Regions from separate parts of the Mus musculus genome. Here region 2 is linked to region 1. The links are chromatin loops, found by intact Hi-C in ENCODE. Cell type or tissue: heart. All regions are shown on one strand.

Region 1 (8,000 bases):
AACTTGATGACTACCAGCACAGCCTGCAGTCTTGGAACATGCTAGTTACAGCACATTAGATAAGAGAGACAGAGCTGCATCTATTTTAGACATCTACTGGTCAGTATATAAACATCCAGTATTTGACCACTCGCCTCATTGTCACTAATTACTGTACTCAAAAGTGGCTATCCACAGAATCTACATGTGTTGGTAGTCTGGTGGCAGTTCATCTGCTTAGCATGCAGAAGACCTAAGTTTGATTCCTAGTGCTCAAGTTAAAAACCACCTTAGTAGGAAAACCAGTGGGCTAGTGGTAGTGTGAGCAGCTGGAAGCTGTCATCGTTGGAGCCATCCTCTCTCAATGGCAGTGAGGACCCGAGCTACATCTAGACCTGAGCTGTTGACTAGAACGTTGGCATTTTACCGATGGTGGGCTGCTGCTTTTTTCTTGGACCTCTCAGCATTTTGGCTGGACTCAGAGTGGACACACCAAAACAGGAAGAAACGTCATTCCGAAGCTGTGCGGCAGTACTGGTTTTCTTGGTTTTAAATGAGCCACTAGGTCTGTGTCCGTAGGAGGCCACTGAGGAATGTGTACATAAGGTCTAAATTTGTAACTGTGTATAATGAGTTGGTCCTGTGTCACATTGTCTTGTAGAATGTGTGTCTTCACCAGGCCCAAACATGAATGTGTTGTAGAAATAGTAATACAGTGCTCTTCAATGAGCACTGGCACTGTGGCCAGTAACTGTCAGCCTTGAGCTGTAACAAAAGAAATACTGATCTTATTCAAGCAATCAGGTTATCAACTCCGACTCAGTCTTAGCTAGAAGGCAAAAACCTACTCTATCTTCCTAGACTGGTTTTGTCACAGTGATGGAGAATGTAGACTTTGGGAGGACCAGAGAGTTCATCTGCAAGAGGTTGCTAGAATTTAAAATCAGACAGTCTTTGGGTAATTCTGTAAGTATCCCATTAAATCTTACCTGCAAGGAGGACAGATGAGTGTAGGTTTTTTTGTTTTTTTTTTTTGTTTTTTCCCAATTAGAAAAAGTTTTGTCATTTAATGAGAGGAGGATGTTTGATAGATAAAAAATCCTGTTGATGGCTGAAAGCTCATACAAAAGTCCATTTCCTATCAGGTCCTGAGGGCAGACGCACACAGAGCTAGCTGCAAAGTTAACAGAACATGTATTTATCCAGTCTTAAGAGCAGCTCTAAAATGCCATAGTGTGCGCACCTTGTGGAACTATTGACTTGTTACCAGCAGCTCTGCCCATGCATTGCCGTTGTTCAACTATTACTGGGTCAAACTCTGCTTCTTCAGAGGCAGCATCTTCCCCAGACCTGGCCCCCTTCCCTTAGGACATCCTCAGAGACTTTGATCAGGAACCCTTCCTCTTGGGAATTAACAGGCTTGAGCCTGGTGGTCTTTGACTAGATTTTAGCAGATGGAAAGAATGTAAGCTTGTGTATGCCTCGGCCCTGCTGTGTTGGTTTAGCAAGACTGAACCCCGTGAACGCAGCAGAGCCGCATCCGTTTGCCTTGGGTTTGGTTCTGGTAGATGTGTGCCATTGTAAGTTCAGCATCCCGATGCCACTTTGTACTGCTGGTGATCATTGTGCTCCCTCCGTCCAGTTTTAATTGGCTCTTGCCTCCTTTAATCTTTTCATTATCTCATTTGTTTTAGGGAAAAGCATTAGCAGTCAAATGTACACAATTGTATCTTCTTTATCTTCTCTCCTCTACAGGAAGCATCCTGAGTAGATTTTCCTGCCTCCTCTTTCATGAATTCTGTTACTTAAGAGTGACTGGGGTTTCTTTTTGTTGTTTTTCTAATCTGGCTTTTTTTCCCCCCCACAAGCTGTTCCCATGCCATTTCTTATCAAATAAAAAATTAAATCTGTTTTTCTAAGTTTCCTTGTTCCGGAGTCCTATAGTCAGCCTTCTCAAGTAGCCCATAGTTATCCATTTCCTTGTCTCTAATCGGTCTTCAAGGTCGTTTTCTTTCCCACTATATGCAGTCTCAGTAAAGTGGCCCTGGCCTCTGCCTCACTAACCCTAATAGATCTGTTTTTCAGCTTGCCTTCTATACTGACACCAAAATTTAAAAAGCATCTAGGCATCTAAGACAATAATTAGCTTTCTCTTTATGCTCTTCTGCAATGTGTTTCTGGGCTTGTCTTACTTTATCTAACTTTCTTCTATTTTTATTTTTAAATTGTTGTATTTTGTATGTGTGGGTGTTATGCCTGCATGTGTGTCTGCACCAGTGTGTGCCTGGTACTCAGGGAGGTCAGAATAGAGTCTGATTCCCTAGGACTGGAGGAACAGAAGGTTTTGAGCTGCTATGTGGGTGCTGGAAATTGAACTCAGGTCCTCCGGAAGATCAGCCAGTGCTCTTAGCCACTGAGTCATCTCTCCAGCCCCCTTAACATTCTAATGTCACATTTCTTTTAAATCTTCAACTAACAGCCATTGATCTCCAGGTGGGTATCTCCTAATTCCAACCAAATCTTACAATTTTCACCAAATGAATTTAGAAGATTTAAATCTAGCTCAAACTTTTCCTAAATTTATTTTTTTATAACCTCTTCCGCCTTTCCTAAACCAGGAAATTGGGTTGTTTTAGAGTCTTTTCTCCGAAGTCCCAGGTCCAGTAATTCCCAAGAATATAATTAACTCTCCTGCTGGAACTGCTGTCTTCTTAGTATTGAGAACCTACATTCTAGGGGTTCTCTCCTGTTTACCCTTTGCTGCCCACAATCCATTCCCCATCAGCAATCCCAGTAATCTTTCAAAACATGAAATCCCGTGTAGCAGAAATTCCATTCGGGTTCTCAAACATTAGATGGGGAAAGGGTGGGGGTAGAAAACAGCTACACAATGTACAGTACATACTGTCACAGGTCATTAAGAAATAAGACTGTGGTTGGGCGGTGGTGGCGCATGCCTTTAGCCCCAGCACTCGGGAGGCAGAGGCAGGCGGATTTCTGAGTTCGAGGCCAGCCTGGTCTACAAAGTGAGTTCCAGGACAACCAGGGCTACACAGAGAAACCCTGTCTCAAAAAAAGAAAGAAAGAGAAAGAAAGGAAGGAAGGAAGGAAGGAAAAGAAAAGAAAAAAGAAAGGAAGGAAGGAAGACTGTTATCTGTCCAAGGATGTCTTTACTTAAGATCATTCTTTGTATCAGTATATTTTCAAGTGATGGCTAATTGAAGAGTTAGATCCTGTTTTCCCAATCCCTTACTGATAGCTTTGCTTAAAGCTCTTGCACTAAACAAATATTCCTAATAAAGCTTTTTTGTTAGTTTGTTTTTTAAGAAAAAGTTGCCTGGAGATTTTTAAATTTAGAATCAGCAAATTTCTTCGAGTCTGGCTCCATCCATAATGACCTGGCCATACTACCTCAGGCCTCCTTCCTCCCTGATCATGCTTCAACCCCTTAAAGAGACATCATCTTTCCCTTGGACTGCTTGGAGTTGTAACAGAGCCTTGACCTTTGCTTGTACTTAGCAAGTACCTATTTAAAACTCCAGATTTGGAGCTCTGGCCATATGGATAATGTCCTTGTGGAGAGATCTGCCCCCCCCCCCTTGCTCTGAGCTCACCCTCATACTGAGGGCAATAGGCAGCACAAAGAGGTCTGCTTTACTACCAAGAGTGTCTTGTGGACAGTCTATAATCTGGATGCAATACTATTTTTAGGCAGGGCAAAGCCAGGAAGATGGTGAAGCACATCTTTAATCCCAGCACTAGGGAGGTAGAGGCAGACAGATCTCTGAGTTCGAGGTCAGCTGGGTCTACAGAGCGAGTTCCAAGACAGCCAGGTTTACACAGACCCTGTTTCAAAAACAAACTAAACAAAACAAAACCCAAAAAAACTCAAACCTCAGATTTTAGTGGAAGTATTTTCTCAGACTCTATTCTCTCATAGATCGCTGTGTTTTTTAGTTTAGGAACACTCATAACTAATAGAATATTTTGTCCCCCCAGTCATTCTCCAATCCCCATCCTGACCCCAGTGAATTGGGCTAATCCGCAGCGTATTTTGCTGACGTCGTACGCATGTCTAATGGCAATAGATTAAGAATTAGAAGACATTTTCTGGCACCTCTTAAAACAAGTGGTCTTTGTCTTCGATTACTTTTAAAGAATTTTAAAGCTCCGCTAACACCTATCCTGTGACAGTGTCGCCTGGTAAAACTGGTCTATAACCCTAATCCCCACGGAAACTCGGCGCTTCCGTGCCGACACTGAGCACCCGATACGTGGAGACCAGAGTCCAACCCGGAAAACCGGTCTTTTCCGGAACTGCTCTTTGCAATGGAAGAGGCGGGACTTCCGGCTTCGCTTTTCCGGAGACCGCCCCTTCCTCTCGGTGCGGGAGGCTCCAACTGCTGCCTCGCTTTGTGTTTTGTTTGTTTGTGTTTTGTTTGTTTGTGTTTTGTTCCTCGCGTCGCCGATGCTGCCCCAGAGGACTGGACCGGTGTTTCAACCGAAACACTTCTTGTATCCGTGTTTTTCCGTAGATGTGATTATTTTTCTTCCTCAAGAAATGCTTCTCGGTAGTTAATACATTACGGAAGGAACCGTGGAGAAGCGCTACGCAAACAGCACAGTTCGTGCCACTTGAGCAAAATAGAGGTCGGTCGGAGGCCGAGGTTGCCCTCCCTTCCAGGTGCAGAACAACTTCGCAGCCCACAGCCGCCGGTGAGTGTTGCAAGTTTGGCGGTGGTCTTGCTGAGGGTGTTTTCCCGCCCCCTTCTCTTTCCCCGGGTTTGTTTTGAAAAAAAAAACGAGCCTTCAACATGCAGAGGAGGGTTTTCGGTTCGTTATCCCCCAGACCTAACGTGTTGAATGGTGAGAGTGCAAACGTGAATAAAACGATGCAAAGCACCAATTTGCTCTTAAAATACCAGGTAGAGCTATGCGTGTGTGCACATACGTCTCTTCGTCTGTAATCACGGTGTTTGCTTATTGGCGTTGCAAGGATTTAAACAAGTGACGTAAAGCAGTTACTGTGGTCTTACCTGTGGGAAGTTAACCCGTGACGGCAATATAGAGATGCACTGAAGACAGACGAAATGGGAGAAAGATAGTTGTAGTAAATAAGAGTTCAGCTTCCAACAAAAGGAGATAAAGGGCCAAATTCAAGCGAGATTTTAAAAAGCAATAGAAAGCTAGTTACAGGCAGAAAGCATCGTGATGACAGTGGTGTCATCAACGCATATCGTGAACTCAAGGGGAAGAATTTAAATATTTATTCTTTCTGTATTTGATGAAAGTTTATTTGTCCAACAGCTTTCTTTGCCTAGTACTATTTGAGGTCCCAGTGATACATTTGTAAATAAGACAGGAGAGATCTGTTTTGTCTGAGTTTCTATCCTGGTGGGAGGTACTGATAAAGTCTATGAGGACAAAAGATATGTTAGGATAGCAATTATGGATGGAGTAGTTTAGCTTAGGTGATAAAGTTGGGCCTTGGTGCAAGTGGTATTTGTGTTGAGATGTGAGTTCTGATGAAGAGTTTGTGATATGATAAGCAAGGAGACGACAAGCTAGACAGAGAGAGCAGGGCAAAGTTCCTGAGATGAGAAACACCTTCTTTCAAGAGCAATCTCTACAAAGCCAGTGTGATTAAAATGATCAGAACAAGGGAATTAGGAAGTGACATTTGGAGAAAGTGGTGGGCTAGCCTGTGTGGCCTCTGCAGGCTGTAGTGTAGGACTATTGATCTAATTCTGTGTGCAAATAACTAGGATTAATGGGCTCCAGCTAAAGAATGGATTTAGGGGATGCTGCAGAAATCTGCTTTTGGTGGGAGTGCTTTTGTTATAGTTTAATCAGATTCTGTTTCTCTATGGAACAAAGACATAGAAGTCTATGCTGCTACCGGTAGCCTGAATTGTGCGTACCTTATTTGCATATTTAAAAATAAAAAAAAAGATGAGGATGAAAGTAACCATCGTTATTAGGTAAGGTCTTGAAGAGTCTTTGATTTAAGTAATCAATAAGAATGATTAAAGTAACAACAGAGATGGCAGTAGAGAAGAAACCCTTACTAACTGTCTTAGTTAGGGTTTTACTGCTGTGAACAGACACCATGACCAAGGCAAGTCTTATAAAAACAACATTTAATTGGGGCTGGCTTACAGGTTCAGGCCATTATCATCAAGGTGGGAGCATGGCAGTATCCAGGCAGGCATGGCGCAGGAGGAGCTGAGAGTTCTATGTCTTCATCCAAAGGCTGCTAGTGGAAGACTGACCTCCAGGCAACTAGGGTGAGGATCTTATACCCACACCCACAGTGACACACCCATTCCAACCAGGTCATACCTATTCCAACAAGGCCACACCTTCAGATGGTGCCACTCCCTGGTCCAAGGATATACAAACCATCACACTAACCTAAAGTGGGGTTGGAGGAGGATGGAGGGAAGAGTTTGGGAGAGGGGACAATCTACAACTTAGTCACAGACCAAGTAGGTCTAGTAGGATGAGGTCTTAAGATATTAGTACAAAGACATTGATGGCCATTGTGGATGGATTAATGCCAGTGGAAAGGCAGAGGAGAAAGCCAGGTCGTAATAGCATGAAGATTAGTAAGAGGTGCTAGCAAGGAGGGGTTTACTGTACTTTATTGATAGGAAATTGACATGAACTCAGTAGTATTGTCTCTGAACAGTGTTCTGTTGTTGTTTTGGACTGGTGAGACTGAAAATACAGGAGACAGGGTTTGTGTTAGAAAAGAATTGACATTCACAAGATTTACTGGGACCTTACAAGGCAGCTTTCGTAGTGCTAGGCACTGTCATGGGTATTTTCTCACTTAAACCTACAGCAGTCCTGTGTAACCCGCTCATTTTACAGATAACAGACATCCCTAGGCATCTGCCTAGCAAAGAGTGGCGCATAAGCGAAGCCCTCCACCACCACCGCACAGTTATGGAAAGCATAGTAAAAACAGGCATTTTGGTGGTAAGAAATGAAATAGAAGAAGTGAGAATACATTGAAGAGACTGGATTAACTACTTGCTTAGTTCCGGACTGGGGAGCAGTGTATTCTGATATTTGTATATTTTCATGGTCTTTTCTTTTGGCCTGTGGTTTGCATGTGTTAAAACTGATTTGCTGTGTTTTTATTTTATTTTTATGTATTATTATTACTCTATGTATGTATGATGTATGAGTGCGGGCATGCATATTTTTGCTACAACTTTGTTCTCACTTTTCCACGGTGAATTCCAGAGATGCAGTTCAGTTCATCAGACCTGCATGCCAAGAATCTTCACGTGCTGAACCATCATGCCTGCCCAAATTGCTTATATTTTTCTTACCAAAGTATAATTGGTTTATCTGAAATGAGATGCTGAGCATATCAGATACAAATTTAAACTTGAGGAACAGTAAACCACAAAATGTTTGTTTGTGATTTTGTGAGCTGTCCGCGCCTCCCAGGTTAGGTTTTGACTGTGTCTGAGTAAAGTCCTCGGGATTCCTCAAGGCAGTTTGTGAAGGAAGTTTATTTTAGATCCTAAAGGTAAGAGGATACACGGTGGCGGGTGTGTTGCCCTGTGTTCTTAGGAAATACATGTGTTTAGCTTGACAGAACTCCTGAGCCTTAAGCACACTGCCTGTGCTGCTGTGTCCCCATTCCCCCACAGTCCATGCTGAGAAGGGCGGCGTAGCCAGGCATGGGAATGGCAGCTGAGGTGCGAATGGTGCTCTATGAGGATGATTCCGTCCAAGTGCACTACGCTTGTGGGTCCACGCTGCAGCTCTCTCCTTGCGGCTCTGAATTTCTCTTTGAAAAGGCACTTCCTCCCTCAACACATCCTTTAGAACAACCAGAGAGAATCCGTCAACGGACACACTTTGTTATTAGCAACTACCGAGTAAGTAATGCCACAAAAAATATGTTTGTCTATCTGTCTATCTATTTAATCTCTTTTTAAATCTTTTTTTTTTTTTTTTTTTTTTTTTTTGAGACACAATTTCTCTGTGTACCCCTGGTT
Region 2 (8,000 bases), 53 kb before region 1:
AAAGTAAATACACATAGAATAAGACAGAAAGAGAGAGAGAGAGAGAGAGAGAGAGAGAGAGAGAGAGAGAGAGAGAGAGAGAGAGGGAGGGAGGGAGGGAGGGAAGGAGGGAGGGAGATCCCATAGTATCTTTACTAATGCAGTCGGTGCTTGCAGATATGGGTATAACTGTAAACTCTTTTGAACACAATTCTCAACAGTGGCCAGTATAATTTACAAGTGTTTTATAATAAAGTTTATTTCACCAAAATGTGGCCACTTGTTGCAGATTCTAGCAGGACTGAGTAAAGTATCACTGTTGATTCTTCAGCTACCTTTGCCCTCTTTGGCAGATCCCCATGATGCACAGCAGGCACACCTACATTTCCCATGTTCCTCTACTGCATCCCCAGTGTTTCTCAGCATTTGCTTTGAGAATAGGATAAAAGCAGAGGGTCTGAGGTCTATCAGTCAAACCTGGCTAGCACTACCCACTATGCCTACAGGCTCTGATCCAAGAGATGGACTCTCACAGGGCCAAGCATCACACCCAAGCAGGCTCTACAACCAATTTTCCAAGCACCAGAGAAGTGTTTAGCTGATTTTAAATCCCAAAGCTGTTACTAGAACTTCCTAAATAAACTTTAAAACTTTGAGAAGGAACATTGGTGATGGGAATTATCAATCCAGGAGTTGCCTATTCATAGATTCATTAAATGCCCTTTAATTAAACATGGCCCCAGGGCAGAATCTCAGAGGCTATTTATTTCTCTTCTTGGGTCATAGCAGCTCCCTGCAAGCACTGTCCCCAGTGAGTTGGTAAAGCTTCTCCAGACCTCATCAGCAAATAAATGAAACTGGCCCAAATGGAGCCCCCCTCCAAGCCCCTCCCCCCTGCATTGCCCAAGCCTGTCACTTCCTGATTGTTTAACCTGAACTACTTAGCGCTTCAATCCACTAACCCATAAAAGTGGTAGCAAGCAACAGCTTGCTGAGGTCGTTTTACACTCTAGAAAATCCATGATTGTCTTGCCTACTTGGAAAATAATAATTTGATGTAGAGCAGATCGGTAATAGGGGCACCATATATCAGAAGCCCAATCTAAAAATAAAAAACTTAAAAATAAAACTACTTTATTAGGCATTAAACACATAAATCAAAGATCAGGAGGTTTACTGGCAAGAAAAGGCCCCTACACTTGCCCTATTTTGAATATAAATGGTTCTGAAAGGGATTCAGAAAACATCTCAACCATTGTCTAGTCCGCGTTTACGCCAACAGAGTTAGTTCCCCCTTTTCTTCACTTTGAAATTCTCTATGCACTTCCATGTACTTCTTAAGCCTTGAATTCATAATGAATAAAAAATAATAATTTCGCAACCCCAAGTTTAAAAGAATAAAATGCCTATTTTAGCATGGCATTCATTAAACCACTTGGTGTAAGTTATAAGGATAAGTGCCTCCCCAGAGATTGATGTGTGTGATGCCAAGGACAGGATCCAGAACCATACACTTGCTCTGAGAGCACACTGCCCCTGAGCTACATCCTCAGCCTTCCCCAGTGTTAAAACCCTCTAGAGTAGCAGTTCTTGACCTGTCAAAACCCCTTTGGGGGTCAAATGACCCTGCACAAGGGTATCAATCATATCAGATATCCTGCACACCAGATATTTACATTACAATTCAGAGCAGTAGCAAAATTACAGTTATGATGTAGCAACAAAACTAATTTTATGTTTGGGGATCACCACAACATAAGGAACCGTATTAAAGGGTCCAAAGCATTAGGAAGGTTGAAAACCAGCACTCTAGAGTCTAGGGAAAGCACCTGATCTAGCAAAAGAAGACAGTAAAGAGATTAGAGTATACTCTGGGTTGGAATCCGCTTCTCTACCTTTATCCAGATGTGTCCTTCTCAAATCACCCAGCTTCTCTGTCTTTAAGGTCAGAATTATAGTAAAAACCTACCTCATAAAGGTCTGAGGATTAAAGTAGCAAAGTGCCCTGATCACTGGTTTGTAGAGAGGATTAAAGAACTCAAGATCCTGGTGAGTTACTCCATTCACTTTGTTATTTTTCATGGCCCACTGCTTTGCATTAAACAGAGTAAGTCAGCTAATACTTTTTGACTGAACACTTAAATAACTAGGGCTGGGTATCCTGAGGCCATTCCACAATATATTTCTGAAACAGTTTCCAGACTCTTCCTTTGAAAATAAAAACTTTGTATAGCCTCGTAGAAAACTGGCCCTATCTGTTTGCTTATACTAGAATAATCCAAAACTGTCCCTTCAATAAATTAAAAAAAAAAAAAAAAGAAAGAATGAAAATGGAGCTGGGGTGGTAGCTCATGATTGTAAATGCCAGCATCGGAGAGGTTAAGGCAGGAGGAGCAACTCAAGTTCAAAGCCAGCCTAGGCTACACATAGAAGTTCGTTCAAGCCAGCCAAGGCTACAGACCGAGATCTTCCTCGTCTCGAAATAAAAAAGTATAATAAGAATAATAAAGTAAGAAAGGAAAAATAACCAAGATTTGCCCAAAAAAGGGGGTTCAGTGGGCAAGCAAGCCCCATGCCTCCAAAGTTTTCTAAGGACTGCACACTACCGTAGGACAAATAAAGGGCACCTGCAAGCATAAACAAAGTCATGCTTTTAAAAGCTAGGCATACCAACAAGGACACAATACCCTATCCTGGCAGGCAGCGTGACCTCTCCCAAAGCCACTGCAGCCATGGCTCCTGTCACAGGTGCTGCCCCTCCCTCAGCAACTAAACTGCCACCCTCTGGCACGTGCAGCTGGACCGCTATTTATAACCTCCTGTGGAAGCCCATTGGCTCTGGCTACATAGTAGTTATTGTGCCTCTCAAGTTTGAACCAGCTCTGGCCAGAACTACACCCTGACCTCTAATAGAGCCCACCGTGACTTACCAATCCAAACCCCTTTTTCTCAGTATTCAGAAACTACCACCAGTCAGCCCGGACCTACAGTCACATCTTTTCCTATACACCTAACTGGACACCCCGCCTGAACACTCTCAAAGTTCAAGTACAACTTAGGAGCGCCCAGCTGTCATTCTTCTAGGTAAACCATTCATCGAAAGTCCTCTACGACCTCTCTTCCAGTCCCTCTAAGGGCCAAAATGACTACGTACAACTTTTGCAGCCCTTGCCCCCACCCCACCCCCACCCCAGGATCCAAGATCTGCACCTGCACAGCTGTCACTTGCTTACTTTGTCTTCTGCCGGGACTCCGTTCCCACCTCTACCCTCTCACTCCTTTCCATGTCACCCCAATAGAACGCACACACAAAAGGAGCCCCGAGGCATATACCGCATTCCTTCTCCGTCAGTCTCCTGCAGGAGCCTCTGCGCCCCACTTGCTAGACACAGCCGACCCCGCCCCCCTGCTGCTCTCTCTCGGGTCCCCTTCGCCGAGGGACCGGGGATCTGCGCTGGCTGCCCGCCTTTTCCAGCAGCCCCTAGGCGCTGCAGGGCTGGTTGGCTCACCTGGACCGGCAGGCGGGACAGATGGCGACCCCGGGCTGCGAGCAAACGCCACGCCGAGCTAGCAGACCCGGGGTTGGCCCGCGGCGTTGTGCCTCCAACCCGGAAGAACAGCCCCAACTTTGAGGCGGCGGCGGCGACCACGTGACACAGGGCTGCCTAGACCCGGACCCGCGCCCCCTTTCGGCACCCCTTCTCCCCCTCCCCGAGCCTCCTGCCAAACCCGCTTGGCCCGATCGCCAGTCTGCAAAGGAGAAAAAGACTCCACCAGATGCACGCTTACAGCGCAGCAGCTGGTCCCCTCCGGGTGGCCGCTGAAGCCCCTTTGTCTCTGCCAGGGCCCCAGGCCCGCAGCCCCGCCCCCTTGCTCTTGCTCAATCGGCCTCTGTCAATCAAACCCGATGCCAAGCACTGCAACTCAAGTTTTTAGGAATTCGTACCTCTTCTTTCCCCCCAGGAGACTAAGTTACAAAGTGTGATTTCCTCACCGGTCTCCCAGCAGAGCAAATAAACGGATACTATAACTCCACTCTTGGGCCGGACTTTTCCTCTAACTCTCTAGGAAAAAAAAAAAAAAAAAATCCGAACTTCTGTAACTGGAGAAGACTTAGGCGGGAGGAAGCCGAGGGCGGGAATGGGGGCGTTGTTTTTCCATTCTGGACGGGGGTGGGGTTAAATTCCTCACAAACGAAGTCAAGGCCTGAAAATGAACACACACATGTGCATATTTGGCTTCAACAGCGAGGCCAGCCAAGAGGAAACCCTGCGCTACTATTAACATAGGCAGTGTCTAGAATGTAATTGTAGTTGACGTCCCTGTTAAGGTTCCTGATTAAGGAAATCAAAACATAACGACCTAGTTATTGGTTAGTGATTAGATTCTGTTACTTGCTCTGCAGGTACACTGATTAAACTTACCCAGCGCTGAGTCTAAAGGAAACGTCAGTGTAAGATTGTTTGTTTGCTTGCTTGCTTGCTTTTAATTTTTTTTTTAAGATTTATTTATTTATTATATGTAAGTACACTGTAGCTGTCTTCAGACACTCCAGAAGAGGGCGTCAGATCTTGTTACAGATGGTTGTGAGCCACCATGTGGTTGCTGGGATTTGAACTCCTGACCTTCGGGAGAGCAGTCGGGTGCTCTTACCCACTGAGCCATCTCACCAGCCCCTTGCTTTTAATTTAACTGAAATATTTTAACAGGCAGAAGAAAAAAAAAAAAAACAGACATTCAGTATCTTTTAAAAATAAGTGAACCACAGAGAACCCCTTATTTAGAGAATGCCTTGTGTTTTATACAGCAGAAAGGGTCATTGGGCTACTGGACTCCGCACAGCAATCTGGAGTAAACTCTTCCGGTGGCAGAAGAACTGGAAGGCAGGAAAGGACTCGGCCCGGTGTTTTAAAATAATAATCGTAAGTCAACAGATAGTAATACTGCAGGTACAATGAGGCAAGTCCTTAACCATTTTAAACTCTTTTGTGCTGCGGACTGTGTGGTAAGTAGTTCGGAGTTCACGTGCAAGGCTTTTCTACAATCAGCAAGTCTAGCCTTGAAGGGCATCTGCCTTCATACTCTATGTTTTCCAATGCTTTCTTTCTTAGTGTTGTTTTTGTTACTCCCCCTCCCCTCATTTTGAGTAGCATTCCCCTGTCCTGCTCCTTCCTCTGCCTCCTACCTCTCTAATGGAACTGTTCCACAATCATTTTTACACAGTGTTCTACCATCCCTCCTTCCTTAAGGGAACTCTCCACCCCACTGGCCCTTTTCTGGTTTCCTGACGTACTCCAAATACACAAAACTAATGAACTGAAGTTACCTTGCTCTTTATAATATTTCCAGTTTCACCCATTTAGCTGCAAGTTTCATAATTTCATTTTCCTTAATAGCTGGATAAAATGACATTCTGTACATATACCACATTTTCATTATCCATTCATTAGTCGATGTACATCTGGACTGATTCTGCTTTCTAGCTATTGTGTATAGATCAGCAGTGAACATGGATGTACAAGTGAGTGTCCCTGTAGGAGAATATAGATTCCTTGGTGTCTTAGCCAGTGTTCTGTTGCTGTGAACGGACGCCATGACCACGGCAACATTTATAAGAAAAATGATTTAATTGGAGCTTGCTTACAGTTCCAGAAGTTTAATCCATTGTCATCATGAAGGGAAGTATGGTGGCAGGCAGACAGAAGCAGCTGAAAGTTTTACATCTGGATCGGCAGACAGCCTGAAGAGCCAGACACTGGGTCTGGGTTGAGCTTTTGAATCCCCAAGGCCCACTCCCATGCTTCCTCCACCAAGGCCACACCTACTCCAAAAAGGCCACACCTCCTAATCCCTCTCAAGTAATGCCACTCCTTAATTCAAACTCGTGGCATTCAAACACATGAACCTATGGAGTTCACTTCTATTCAAGCCAACACACTTAAGGTACATGCCCAGAAGTGGCAAGGCTGAGTCATACTTCAAGGTCCTTGGAGGAACCTCCAGACTGATTTCTAGAGTGGCTGCACGAGCTTACACTCCCATCAGCAGTGTCTGAGGGTTCCCATTTCCCTGAATCCAGGTCAACATTAGGATACACAAATTAAATCCTGTCAAATGTAGAAGACTTTTAGGCCAACAGAGGTTTAAAGATAGTGTTATCTTCTAGAAAATTCATCAGGTCCAAAAACTGTAACATACCATTACATCAGCTTTAAAGTCTGAAAATCAAAGAGGTACCTAATAGTCAAAAAATTAAAGTGTAAACTGAAGCTGAGATGTGCTACTAAATGTTGTGTTTTACCCTGGTGCTATCTGTATTTTGATGTTAATTCTGGGGTTGTCCGCCAACAAAGAGTGATCTTATTGAGCCTTCTCCCCATTCTAACCGGTCAAATAAAGGCCAGAGCCTATGATTGGGCAGTGGAAGGGAAAGGTGGGACTGGGGGATCTCAAAAGGAGAGAGGAGTAGGAAGAGAGAGGACGGAGGAAGAGGAGGTGGAAACCTGTGTGGAACAGAACCACATGGTCTGGAGAAACTGCAAGTAACAAGGGGTCTCATCGCAGGAGAATTAATCAGTATAGAGATAGATCGGCCCAATCTAGGCATATAGCTTATAAATATATTAACTGGGTTGTGTGTGTTTTTAAAGGGGCTGACTGGGGTAAGTAATTACCACAACAATTAAAGACTGACCTGTAAACCCAGTCTGCATAAGACCGTGTCTGAAAAAAAGAAAAGAAAATTAAATCGATTTCCATCACAGTTATTGTATTTTGTCAGCACTTTACTATTTCAAGCTCCCCTTCTATAAACATAGTGGTTAACTGGATGGGCGTGGTTCATACCTGTAATCCAAACACTTGGGAGGCTGAGGCAAAAGAATTGCCTGAGTTCAAAGTTAACATGAGCTACATAATGACTATTGGGCTAGCCAACAAGAACTGTCCCAAAAACAAAAACAAAAACAAGCAAAAAGAACAACACCAAAAAAGAAAAAAAAAACAAAAAACAAAAAACAAAAAAAACAAAAACCAACCACCCAGTGATTATTATTCTTGGCTAAAAGGCTCCATCAGATAAGAAAGAGTCTTAGTAAAATCTAACAGTCATGCCAAGTGGCAAGTTTTAAAAGAACCAACCTTAAGACTGGGAGTGTGGCTCAGATGTAAAGCATTTGCCAAAAGGGACAAGATGTTGAGATTAACTCAATTTTACGATGACCAATCAAGAGTGTTTGATCCCAGGAAATAAATACATTAATGAACTAAGTGAACTGATGCTAATCAGTATTGACTAGAAGAAAACTGATACCAAACAGCCAGCACAATGTCAACTGACAATTGGATCTACTTAATAAAAGTGCTTGTATTGGGAATTACTGAGTATCTACCTAACTTTAGCTGATAACAGTGGCATCTGCTCCTGGGGAGGCTGAGGAGGCTAGGAGTTGGAGACCAGCCAGATCAACACAGCATGGCTGCACCTCTTCAACTAATTCAGCTTTCTTGTGTGGTAAGTGCTAATTATAAAAATCTTTATCAGTATAAAGATAAATGGTATCTTTGGGGACCTGGGGAAATAATAAAGGATAGAGACTCCATTAGCATCCTAGGGCTTCAGTAACAAATTACCATGAGGGAGTTCAAGCTAGGCCACCCCAAAATACTCCTTTAACATATTTAAAGATTGCTCTTCAGGGAGACTGCAGAGAGAAGGGTAACTGAAAAGCTGCCCCTTTGGGGTTAGTTTGCATCTGCAGTCAGGGTAAACAGCAGATGCTTGCTAGCTTTCCCTGAGCATATAGGAAACTGGGAATCTGACACTGGCCCAGAGAAGAGATCAAACGTGGCCTTCTGAAGACAGACTGTTACCTTGGAAACTTTATCAGCCTGATAACATGACCTTTAGATGGGTGTATTTTTCTGCCTTCGCTCAAAATGCTTCTGAAGCTTTGATTCTCCTGCCTTTAAGTTTCATTCAGACTCACAGCATATGCCTTCAAAATCATAACAATGCCTTC

What was found. A loop is a pair of places that touch in the nucleus more often than their neighbours do. Peaks named below come from ENCODE experiments on the same cell type or tissue, not always from the same donor. Only the 100,000 strongest peaks of a DNase experiment are listed, where the experiment ranks them.
Region 2: it touches region 1 in a loop (2.2-fold over the local background); 7 of 42 quality-filtered maps call a loop at or near these places.

What each region holds. Positions count from the first base shown.
Region 1 is chr13:119,458,425-119,466,424 of GRCm38, forward strand. It overlaps Paip1 (polyadenylate binding protein-interacting protein 1), which reads left to right. Exons shown (of 11, transcript NM_145457.4): 11 at 1-1,899. It overlaps 4833420G17Rik (RIKEN cDNA 4833420G17 gene), which reads left to right and starts at 4,335. Exons shown (of 13, transcript NM_001113550.1): 1 at 4,335-4,695; 2 at 7,587-7,880. The coding sequence starts at 7,680. In heart, no CTCF peak of the experiment used is centred here; a DNase peak (open chromatin) is centred at 4,237; H3K4me3 peaks cover 2,578 bases; H3K27ac peaks cover 1,827 bases.
Region 2 is chr13:119,405,415-119,413,414 of GRCm38, forward strand. Nnt (nicotinamide nucleotide transhydrogenase) reads right to left here and starts at 3,843. Exons shown (of 17, transcript NM_001308506.1): 1 at 3,489-3,843. In heart, CTCF peaks have their summits at 3,710 and 4,478; DNase peaks (open chromatin) are centred at 2,677, 3,607 and 4,127; H3K4me3 peaks cover 2,445 bases; H3K27ac peaks cover 3,066 bases.